2 separate regions of the Homo sapiens genome follow, and region 1 is linked to region 2. Evidence: chromatin contacts called from ENCODE Hi-C or POLR2A ChIA-PET data. All regions are on one chromosome and are shown on one strand. The core of a region is the stretch at or near the end of the contact, and the rest is flanking DNA. Distances in the headings are between cores, read along the strand shown.

Region 1 (5,793 bases), core at 1-2,500, 5.9 Mb before region 2:
GTCCAGTGAAGTGATGACTTGGTTTATAAAAGTGGACTGATGTCTATACCGATGTGGTTTTTACAGCTCCATAATTTAAACCTTTCATCAGAAGGAAGAGTGTTCAGGAAAACCAGTAAGAGCTCCTGTCTCAGGAGCTCAACAGGAATGGAGATGCCTGTGACGAGAGCCACTGTGGCACGGCGTCCACTGCCACCCAGCACCAGCCTGGCCGAGGAGAATGAGACACGGACCCTCCTCTAGAAGGCCGCAGTCCAGCAGGGGAGGCACGCCCAGGGCATCTCAGAGGAAGAAAGGGGCTTCCAGGAGGAGGCAGGACCGGTCCTGGGAACCGAGGAAGGAAAGGGACTTCCAGAAAGGAGAGAAGGAATGAGCAAAGGGGAGGTCCCAGAAACTGCAGGAGGGGTCAGGAGACGAAGAGAAGAGAGGTTGGCCCAGGGTTCCTCCAACGGTGGGGCCATGTGGCAACCTGAACTTTATCCGGAGCCAGGTGACTGCTGTTTCTGCCTGGACCGTTAGATTGCCTGGTTTATATCTGTCTCCCCACTGGGCTGTGAGCCGCTGAGGGCACGACACAGGCAGGAGCCTGACGCGAGCCCCATCTGGAGGGGTGAGCTCTCACCTCAGTCCTTAGGACCCCAGACACCTTTAGGTGTAAGGTTTTTTTTTTGTTTTTGTTTTTGTTTTTGTTTTGTCTTAAAAAAAAAAAAAAGGAAACTCATTACATACTGTCTTACACAAACTAAACCACTAGATGGTGCTAAGTGACTTTAATGAGAAATGAGACATGGGCGGTTCCCACTTTGCAATTTTAAAAAGTGACTTTCTTTACTTCCCTGTCACAGAAACTCTCAGTCCATGCAATTTAGGGAACTAGAATTACCTGTCCTTTCCTCTCCACCTGTCCGAAGTGCTTCCTCCGGGGCTCTTACGGGTATATGTGCACTTATTTGAAGGAGAGGCTTCCAGCTTCCAGCTCCAAGCCCAGGCACTATTCTCCCATCGTCCGCCCAGCGTCTCCCAGACTGAGCCCGCAGAGCCACGTGGAGGGCTTAAACAAGGCGCACCGGCCCGCCCCAGAGCTCCTGGGTCAGTGGTCTGGGGTGCCTGTGAATCTGCATTTCTGACAAGTTCCCAGGTGGTGCCCCCGCTGCTGGGACGGGGACCTCACCCTGACGACCCCTGCTGTGGAGAGTTCGGGAAGCTTCGGACGCCCTAACCATAGGCGGAACCCGCTGCCACGGCCCTGGTGCTAGCAGACGCTCTCTCTCGGCCCGCCCTCCACCGAGTTCCGGCCACAGAGCGGGCCCTGCCCGGCGGTGTGCGGCCACATCTTCCTTCAGCTCTAGCTTAGCTGCTACATTGGGAAGCCACTAAAACCTTTAAAACCAGCAAAAACCCAGCCACAAACATTTGAAATGAGGCCCAAGCCTGGGACACAGGGGGACCAGGTGGAACATTCGCCCACTCCCTGGGACCCGCCCTTACCCTGTGGTTCTCAGTGTGGCTCCTGGACCAGCCGCAGCACCATCACAGGGACACCTAGACATGCAGCATCCCGGGCCACACCCCAGACCCACTGAGTCAGGAGCTCCCGGGCGCACCCAGCCACGTCTGGGTTTTCATCAGAGCTAAGGAGGCAGAATTTTGGCCCCCGTGACCTTTTCCCCTTGGTGCTACACCCTTGAATATGTTACATGGCAAAAAGGGACTTTGCAGATATAATTAAAGTTCTTAATCAGTTACCCTTTTTTAAGGAAAGGAGTTTATTCAAGATTATCCCCTAAAAACAGAAGTCAGAGAAACGTGTAAGTCCAAGTCATTGAGATGAGACGCAGGAAGAGGGTTCAGAGTTCGCTGCCGGCTCCGAACGTGGAGGGGCCTGAAGCCAAGGAGCCTGGGCAGCCCTGACAGCCACTCCTGGCCAGCAGCCGGCAAAGAAACAGGGTCCTCACTCCTGCCAAGAACTTGAATGAGACTGGAAGCAAATTCTCCCCTAACAGCCTCTGGACAAGGGCCCAGGCTGGCCAACATCTTTCTTTCTACCTTTTGAGACCCAGAGCAGAGAAACCGATAGGACCCACCCAGACTTCCCACCTACACAACTGCGATGACACGGGTGCTGGTGGTGACTCATCAAGGCAGCAACAGAAAATGGACACAGCCGTGTTTCATCAGCTACATGCTATAGCTTGTTACTGAGTGAGTATAAGCACATCTGTCATTTTATTTAAAATGATTCAGTAATATTTTGATAACTGTTTTAATATAATTAGTTTCTTTTTTTTTTTTTTTGGAAACGGGGTCTCATTCTGTTGCCCAGGCTGGAGTGCAGTGGCTCAGTCTCAGCTCACTGCAGCCTCAACCTCTCCAGGCTCAGGCAGTCCTCCCATGTCAGCTTCCTAAGTAGCTGGAACCACAGGCACGCACCACCACGCCCAGCTAATTTTTGTATTTTTTGTAGAGGTGGGGTTTCGTCATGTGGCCCAGGCTGGTCTCAAATTCCTGGACTCGAGCAGTCCACTCACCTTGCCCTCCCAAAGTGCTGGCATTACAGGCGTGAGCCACCACACCCAGCCTGGTTTCCTTTAAATTATCTGTATTTTATTTTATGCCTTTACCATCATTTTTCTGAGAAGCGGTCTCCATCAGAATGCCACGGGTGGGAGTGGAGGAGGCAGCACAGAAGAGATGTTTGAGACCCTGCTTTAGAGACGAGGGCAGCAGGGAAAAGCCAGGAAGTCCTCCTGCAGCCACTCAGGACAGAAACAGGCGGCCAACCAGCGGTTTCATTTCATGTTCTCAGAAACCAGGTTAATCTGTTGTGAAATTTCTTATTTTGATATTCAACAAATACCTGTACATAAAGAGAGGAACATTCTTTTTGTCCTGGAACTGGAATTTGCCATCTAGGCTGGGCTCCTTCATCTTTCTCAGTATCTCTAGGGCAGTGGTTTTCAACTTTATCACCACCGCCCCAGGAAAAACCACATTTCTCATTGCGAGCCATACACATCAGATAGGTAGGTGTGTGTGTGTGTGTGTGTGTGTGTGTGTGTGTATTTCAACATATCCATATGGATATAGAGAGATAAAACAAGGGCTTCACAAAACAAATCCTCCCTTTCACTTGCTGTACACTCTGTTTTTCTTATTATATTTTAGTCTAGCATTTTGTTGACTTCCTTTTACATGCCAGTCAATTCTACTGAGTTCATTTTACATCCAAAAATGAGTTGTCACTAGCCATTTGGAAAACACTGGTCTCTAGGACCACGACTGGGCTTGTATCCACGTCCCTATTCACATACACAGCACACACACATACACATGACACACACACACCACACACACTTCACATACACATCCCACATATATCACACATACCATGTATATCACACACACACACCCCATGTACACAAACACATACAACCCTTATTCTATCCTGTCAGAGCCTCAGAAGAAACCACACAGGCCCCAGTCACCAGGATGAGGCACATGGTCCCTGAGCCAGGGTTTGTCTCACAAGAAGGAGGAGTTTTAAGTGCCTTACTTGGTTCCTCCTGCTGCGATCGTCAGTTCAGGGGACCACCACAGACCCGGGTTTGCTTTCCAGCAGCCCCTGAGAGCTGCTGCACTGTGAGTTTTGTGTGGTGCGTGCTGGGATGGGAATTAGGATGTGAACTCCAAGGTCCCAAAATGAAATCCTGAGCAGACATGGGGGCACTGGAAATCAATAAAAAGCGCTACATCTAGTTGTGGCTTCACATTTTTAGACAGAGTAACACATAACATCCAAATGGTCCAGGCTTTCTGAAGTGTCCGATTTTTACACGTTTTGCTCTCTTGTCCCCATGTGTACTTGTCAAACCAAATGTCAACTTACTTTTTGGTTTGGGAAATGTGGTTAGAGAGCCATACAAAGGTGCAGTATTTTAACCCAAGCGTCCCTGTGGAATGACCTGCTGTAGGGTAATGAGAAAGAGAGAGAACCGGAAGGAACAAAGAAGATGAGCCGGCAAGTAGCCAAGAAGGCACAGGCCACAGGACAGTTTGGGGCTTTTCTGTTTTGTTTTCAAATTAAGCTTCACCCAAAAGGGGTGGGGGTAGAAATGTGAGCTTTCCACCAACACGTTTCTAACTAGAAGCAAACACTGATACAACCACTCTTGCCGGGTTGTAATCAAATTCCGAAGGAGAACTGTTACCATGAGAAGGAAAACAGAAGCACAGATTTGAACAAGTGGAGGATAAAAATCCCTATGGTGTCCGTTTCTTCTTATTCTTACGAAGCTTGACCTGGGCAAAATGAATGCATGATGTAGACACTGGGGCAGCCTAAGCCTAAGACTCGGTGGGGAGGGCATGACTCGAAGGAGTCCCAAGGGGCACCTCTGAGGGGCCAGGAATGAGCGTGGCACCTGTGTCCCCCAGCTCAGGACTCTCCCTGTGTCCTGGAAAACTCCTCAGTCCAGGCCAGAGCAGAGCGCTTGGCCACCCACTCAGAAAACCCCGTTTCTGCCAGGAACATAGGATATGTTCAGCGTGTGACAGCTCCTCAAGCTGCATGCGTGTGCCTGCGCGTAACACCTCCATGAAACATGTGGGAAGCCCCAATGCACACGCGGCAGACTCGAGCGTACCTGTGCCTGCAGCTCCACTCTCTGCGCCTGCAGGTGGGAGAGCACCTCCCGGCCCTCCTCCAGCTGACTCCGCAGGGCGGCCACCTCCCGCTCCGTCAGGAGCTTCTCCTGCACAGAGAAGGCCAGAGTCAGACTCATGGGACATGCAGAGAGGAAAAGGGCAGAGAAGGTGCGGGGCCCTGGTATGGACGGAATATCCGTGTCCCCCTGAATTCTGTGTTGAAGCCCTAACTAACTCCCAAGATGAAGGTTTTAGGAGACCTTTGGAAGGTGTTAGGGTTAGATGAGGTCATGAGGATGGGGGGCCCCATCATGTGATTAGGGTCTTTGTAAGAACAAGAAGAGACACCAGAGCCCCCACCCCCACCCCCTGTCTGTCTGTCACGTGAGACACAGCAAGAAGGCAGCCGTCTTCAAGCCAGAAAGAGAGCCCTCACCAGACACCAATTCTGCTGGCATCTTGATCTTGGACTTCCAGCACCCAGGACAGTGAGAAGTAAATGTCTGCCTGTCGGCCCTCCCATCTGTAGTGTCCTGTTATAGTAGCCTGAGAAGACTAAGCCAGGCCCACAGCACAGCCATCAATGCCTTTTGCTTTGTCTTCAAAGTCTGAACCTCCTTGGGAGTGTGACATGCCGGGACCAAGTACCAGGAGACCAGAGCTTAGACCTGGCTGTGCCATGAACCTACTAAGAGACTCTAGAAAAGGATTTGACTCTCAAAGCCTCTGTTTTCCCTTCTGTGAAAGGGAAAACCTGGAATGCACACTCTCGAAGAAAATGAAGGCTGGTTGGAGCCGCGAGCCATACGCTGTGCTCGGATGTCAGCGCAGCACAAAGCAGGAGCCATCAGCCCCAGTGGGTGAAAGGGAAGTGACGCTCCAGGGAATGGCTAGAAGGAAATCCTCTGACCTCTCCACACTCTGCCAAGCAGGTCCCTCTCTCCTGACCTGCCTTTCCACGTCTATTCAAAAATATTCAAATTGTTTCACAAAGGCCTGACTGCTCAAGAGCCATGCATTCTGACACAGAGCACATTGACTCGAAGCCATGCAAAATCAAACACCAAGTCTACAATGAGGGTTTCTGTGTCCAGAGGCTGCATGGAAGACAGCCTCTGCTTCAAACACCTTACAAAGTGGCTGCAGCAA
Region 2 (5,787 bases), core at 2,929-5,428:
CGTGGCTTCTCTTCAACCTTACTTCCCTGCAGCCCCTGGTTCCCCAAGGCAGAGGAAATACCCTGGTGGAGCCCTCCTTCCATAGAACCAGAGATGGCATCTGTGGATTTCAAGACCTATGTGGATCAGGCCTGCAGAGCTGCTGAGGAGTTTGTCAATGTCTACTACACCACCATGGATAAGCGGCGGCGTTTGCTGTCCCGCCTGTACATGGGCACAGCCACCCTGGTCTGGAATGGCAATGCTGTTTCAGGACAAGAATCCTTGAGTGAGTTTTTTGAAATGTTGCCTTCCAGCGAGTTCCAAATCAGCGTGGTAGACTGCCAGCCTGTTCATGATGAAGCCACACCAAGCCAGACCACGGTCCTTGTTGTCATCTGTGGATCAGTGAAGTTTGAGGGGAACAAACAACGGGACTTCAACCAGAACTTCATCCTGACCGCCCAGGCCTCACCCAGCAACACAGTGTGGAAGATCGCAAGTGACTGCTTCCGCTTCCAGGACTGGGCCAGCTAGTGGGGGTGGCAGAGGTCTCTTTGCTTCATTCAGCCCTAGCTCTGTAGAGAAATGCAAACCTCGACTCTCAAGGATGTGAGGAACACAAGTTCATTTCTGTTGTTGCGGAGACACTGCAGACTCCACTGTGCCGAGGTTGAACTCTTTTTTGTTGCTCAAGTTCTAGGAGTCCCTTTCCTGAATATATACTTGTTTGTCATAGTTTCCTTTTCAAAGTAGTAAACTTTTCTATTTTTCTACTTGCCCAGTAGAGACTCTGATTCTGGAAATTCTGACAAATAATTTAATAATACACATGTTGCTTCTTTCCCTGTCTGATGTGTTTGACCAGGTTGTGAGGGAGGAGGAGGGCTAAAGGCAGAAAGCATAATAGGAAGCACCCGCACAGGGGTGAGGATCAGGGCTTAGTACCTACCCCAGGCACCAGTGTGCACATAGTTGGCCCACCTGGAGCTGTGATTCACAGCCCCATGCACACTAGAATCCCTTGGGACACTGAAAATTACCTATGCCAAGGCCATACTCCAGACCCAACCATGCTTGAGTGTGTGTGTGTGTGTGTGTGTGTGTGTGTGTGTGTGTGTGTGTGTGTGGTGGTGGGTAGGGGGGTTGGTTTTGTTCCAGGCTGGAGTGCAGTGGCATAATCTTGGCTCACTGCAACCTCCATCTCCCGGGTTCTAACAATTCTCGTGCCTAAGCCTCCTGAGTAGCTGGGATTGCAGGCACATGCCACCACACCCGGCTAATTGTTTGCCTGAATCTTTGAGGATACGGCTGGGCATGGGCAGTTTCTAAAAGCACCCTAGGTGTCTTTTAGGATACATCACCTTAGGATATAGCAGAATCACCTAACAGATGGCTGGGCCCTACCTTAGCACCTTAGCTGAGAATTAAATGATGAGAACAGATGAAATACTAGAGTTAGCTAATTGCTTATAAATGAAGCCACTATATTAAACTCATTGATAAAGAGAAAGTGAATCAGCACTGATTCTGAGAGGAAGAAGCACTGAAACTAGGATGGAGGACATCAGAACCAGAAGCTGCTGTTACTGATCCTAAAGGCCAAACCCAATTGCATTTCTTCAATGTAAAGAATAGAAAACCCTATAGAAGTTGGACCAATAGATGATGTGCCTGCCATGCTGCAGCTTCCCCAGTTAAGTTGTCTTTGGTAAAAGTGTGCTAGGTTTGGGATAGGGTAGTCAAGATACTGCAATGGGAAATTTTGAGAAGGGTAAGAATCCTGATAAGCACAGTGACACAGGTAGCCGTTTCCTCTTGACACCCCTTCCCTTCTCTATTATCTGAAGCCCAGTGTTTTGAGAGATAAGGGACCCACCTTAAATACTTGACTTTCTCATTCAATTTGTAGCTAGGTCTGACATGTGATTAAGTTCTGGCCAATGAAGTAGGACTGAACTTGGGGGAATTTTCCTTCAACAGACCCTTCTTTCTTTCCCACTCTATCCTGCTGCCTGGAAAGGTTATGCTGACCTGACCACGGGCTCTGGCTCAGTCTTGGCCAAGAGAACAGCTCAGCCATACCCTAGACGTAGGATAGTGCTGAGCTAAAAGGAGCCTAGGTCCCATGTGGAAACACCAAAATAGCCCCAGCTCACTCAACCAAAGACTTCTTTTTAAATGAGAAATCCCATCTTAAGCCATTATCAATTTGGGGTGTGTGACACTGACACACAGCAGTAATCCTAAGTGAGGAAAAGGATTTGAATGGGGCAGACTGTATTCACTACAGGGCCCAGAAGACGCGGGGACGGCCCCAACTACTGCCCTTCAGGTCCGGGCCAGACCCGCAATGGGCAGGATGGGTAGGGTACAGGGCGTGCGTCCCCACCTACACTAGCCTGGTTGCAGGCGGCCTCCAAGGGCACAGCGGGAAGCTCCGCCCTTGCCATGCCCCCGCCACCGGGGAAGGCAAGACAAATGTGCGTGGCACCCTCCTCCTTCGGTTCTGGGACACATCTCCACCAAGCGGCCGTTCGGCAGGTAGGGCCAGATGGTCCCGGCTCGTCCCTGCGGGTGGGGTTTCCCACCGGCGGAAAGCGCAAGCCCCTCCCGTTCTGTCCAGCGCGCTGCCCGCTGCCTTAATTATAAGGCAGATGAAGGTGAAAAGTTTACTGGTTTTTATTTTTGCAACTTTTTGTAAATTTTAAATTATTCTAAAAAGTTTAAGAAATGAATTGTGCTGAGGAGTATAATCAGCACGCAGTGCGAGTTCTTATAGTGGCCACGTCCACAAACCCTGTGTTGTGGAAGAACAGAAGGCGTTCTGCTTTCTGTGTTTCACCGTCTCTCCCTCGCTTTAACTTCCAGGTCCCGGAGTAGTGGTGACAGCAAGGTCTGTTGGTTTCTTTGGTTTAGGTTTGATGAAAGGCCACTCCAGTGGGGTAGGAGGTGGGCAGGGAGAACAGGGGCTAGGGTGGGAGGGGCAGGAGTTGGGTCCTGGGGGTGGAGGAGATGACGGGGAGAGTGGCTTGGAGAAATCTGCAAGAAGAGACATTGGAAGGCCGGGGGAGGTGAAATGGACACTGGGTGAAGCTGAGGAGTCCTAGTGAACCATGTTACCTCTGATCCAGATATTCCCAGAACAACAAGAAATCAAGCTTCTGAATGTGGTCTGTTGCAAGCTTGGAAGGTGCACACCTGTTGCTGCTAATTTGGACAATTTGGGGGAAGAGCAGAGATTTAGATGTTGCTTTGGTCGACCTTAAACACCAGCCCTGTCTCCCCTACCACTTTGCCAAATTAGGGCCCCGTCTCTCTAAAGAGCAAACAGAAAACTGCAGAAAGTTGCTTTGTCCTGTAGACAAGAGGCTGGGACTAGGTAAGAGGAGGGAGCCAGGATGCAAAACTTAAGACCAGCCTGGCCAACAAGGCGAAACCCCGTTTCTACTAAAAATAGAAAAATTAGCTGGGCGTGGTGGCAGGCGCCTGTAATCCCAGCTACTCAGGAAGCTGAGGCAGGACAATCGCTTGAACCCAGGAGGCGGAGGTTGTAGTCAGCCAAGATCGCGCCACTGCATTCCAGTCTGGGCGACAGAGCGAGACTCCGTAACAAAAAACAAACAAACAAACAAAAAATCTTAAACATCACCAACGAGCCTTGTGAGAAATGGTTTAACGTTGTGATACCTTGCCCAATTTTAAGGCAGGTAAAGGTGTGTGTTAAAACTCAACTCTTGAACTGAACCCCAGCTGCCCTTTAGGGCATGCTTAATTTGATGTGGACTGTAACCTCTTTTGCAGCATTGTAGAGATTTGGAATCTGCACATTAGGAAGAGACCCCACGAGGCGGTGGCGTTCTTTCTCGTTCGGAGCTCACACCCCTCCTGGGGAGCCCTCTCCCAACCCGGGCTCCCGGTAAGCGCGGTCGCCGCTCCTCTGAGGGCTGCTCTTCCCTCGCTTCTGAGCCGAGGCCCCCGCGACACGAACGCCACGCCCGAAGCGCTCTTGCCAGGACGTACTGACCGAGGGTAGGCTGCCCAGCCGGGTGGTAACGTTGAGGAAAGGACAGCAGCTTCGCAAAGGAGCTGGGTAAAACCACGCCCAGACCCCGCTGGCCACCAGCCCGAGACCAAGACGCAGGCGGTGGCGCCGGTTTCTCACTCAACCGCAGGTTCCAGCATCCCCGATACGGCCGACGTCATTACCCTGCGACCGCTCAGGACACTTCTGAGGACTCTTTTGACAGCTAGTAATCGCGCGGTGGCGCGACCACGTGACTCCGGCGCCCTAGCCCCGCCCTCCGTCTCCAAGGAGCCCTGGAAGGAGCTATACCAGCGGCTCCAGAAGGCGGGGAGAGGCGGGGCCGGACTCCGGGACAGCCAATGGGCGAGGAGTGCCGCCCAGCCTGACCCACCGGCCGCTCCCTCACGAGCCTGTGGGCGTGCGCCGGCTGTGCAGGTGAGGGGCAGCGAGGGCGCCTAGTGGGCAGGGCGCCGGCGTTGCGCGTGCGTCAGTGTTCTTCCTTGTGCAGTTTAGAATTTGATACATTTCTTTCCAGTCTATTTCTATAGATTTGTTTTCAAATCACATCAGACCCTATGTAAAATAGTGTACCGTCTTTACTCATTATAACATGGTGAGCATTTCCCCAAGCTATTACACATATTTTTAAACATTGTTTTAATGACCGGCATAATAATCCAGTGCTTGGATATATCAAATTCTTCGGCCATCTCCTTATAGGTGAGATTGTTTCCAAAGTTTCACTAATGTAAGTGCACTGCAGTGAACGCCCTTACGTAACAATTGTTCACTCCCGTGTACTTTTCTCGTGCAGAGTTCTACAGCATGAAACACTATATTTAACTTTGTCAGGTTGATGTTTATCAGTGGTTTATTATTGTTTTTATAGTATTCCATTGTCAGTGAAGTATGCCATTCACACTGTCAAGTGAATTGTCTATTTGTATTATTTAAAAAAAAGATCACAAACATAGAAAGGAGAGCTTTATTTCTTTAAACGGTGATAACCTGCAAGGTGGCCCTTCTGACAGGCTGGGAAGCATAGCTTCTGGCAGAAGCTCAAAAGGCAGGCAGCTGGAGGGAAGGGGGCCTAAGACAGGAATTTAAGCTGAAGGACTTAGCCAAGTACACATATGAACAGGCCACAGGAAGAGCTATGAATATTCATGAAACGGGTCCTGACCCATGCTTACTGGACAAACGTGCATGTTACAGGTGACCTATGTTTACTTTGGGGTGGACTCTTAGCATTTACAGGTATTCATGTATTACATTTAGACCCTATAAGTTGAAAGATCTTTTCAGGACACCGATGCACTTGTGTGCAGCCTCTGTAAACCGCCAGAATCAGCCCCTGTTCGGTTGTTTCCCATCAGGAAAAAGTTACTGCAGTCAGTCTCTGGTCCAATCAAAGCAGTAATTATTTGTGGAAGTGGTGGGGCTGGGGCAGGGGGCGTGTCAGTCAGCATGTGGAGGTGGATGAAAAGCACATTGTTTGAATATTGCTTATCTAGAGGCCAGTGCTTGTTTGGCTGCCAGAGAATAAAAACCTTGTGGCAGTTAAGGCATAGTTTCTTCTTGAAGTGTAGAGGTGCATGACAACCCTTGCCAGGCATGGCCCTTCATTCTTTATCATTTAGTATTGCCACAAAGAGTCTGTGAGTCTTATGACCTCTATTTTTAAAGCTATTAAGACACTCAACTAAAGCAATCCTTTCAGTATTGAATGGATAAGCTAGCATTATGTTATGCTAGCTAACATAATCGGAGACGGAGTCTCA

What was found. Hi-C counts contacts between places; a loop is a spot of excess contacts on that map. ChIA-PET counts read pairs that join two places held with the same protein, here RNA polymerase II (POLR2A). Pooled maps may share reads with other maps.
Region 1: a map of CD4-positive, alpha-beta T cell shows a loop between it and region 2 (7-fold over the local background). The contact joins the enhancer-like site here to the promoter of LINC01431 in region 2. A Hi-C loop is called at or near these places in 1 of 168 maps with a recorded cell type or tissue (CD4-positive, alpha-beta T cell) and 1 of 50 pooled maps. POLR2A ChIA-PET finds 5 or more read pairs at or near these places in 1 of 52 experiments (activated T-cell).

What each region holds. Positions count from the first base shown.
Region 1 is chr20:17,504,246-17,510,038 of GRCh38, forward strand. BFSP1 (beaded filament structural protein 1) reads right to left here. Exons shown (of 8, transcript NM_001195.5): 5 at 4,644-4,751. Among named protein-coding and RNA genes, the nearest start is that of BFSP1, 24 kb to the right of the region's middle. RefSeq lists an enhancer at 267-790. Within about 2 kb of position 1,251, at least 19 of the 41 ENCODE cell types and tissues checked have a DNase peak (open chromatin) inside an H3K27ac peak, as active enhancers do; they include CD4-positive, alpha-beta T cell, where a contact is called at or near this core.
Region 2 is chr20:23,353,949-23,359,735 of GRCh38, forward strand. LINC01431 (long intergenic non-protein coding RNA 1431) reads right to left here and starts at 4,179. Exons shown (of 3, transcript NR_109884.1): 1 at 4,007-4,179; 2 at 3,103-3,189; 3 at 2,646-3,021. It overlaps NXT1 (nuclear transport factor 2 like export factor 1), which reads left to right. Exons shown (of 2, transcript NM_013248.3): 2 at 33-823. The coding sequence starts at 94. The coding sequence ends at 516. RefSeq lists enhancers at 3,605-3,694, 3,885-4,274 and a silencer at 4,325-4,514.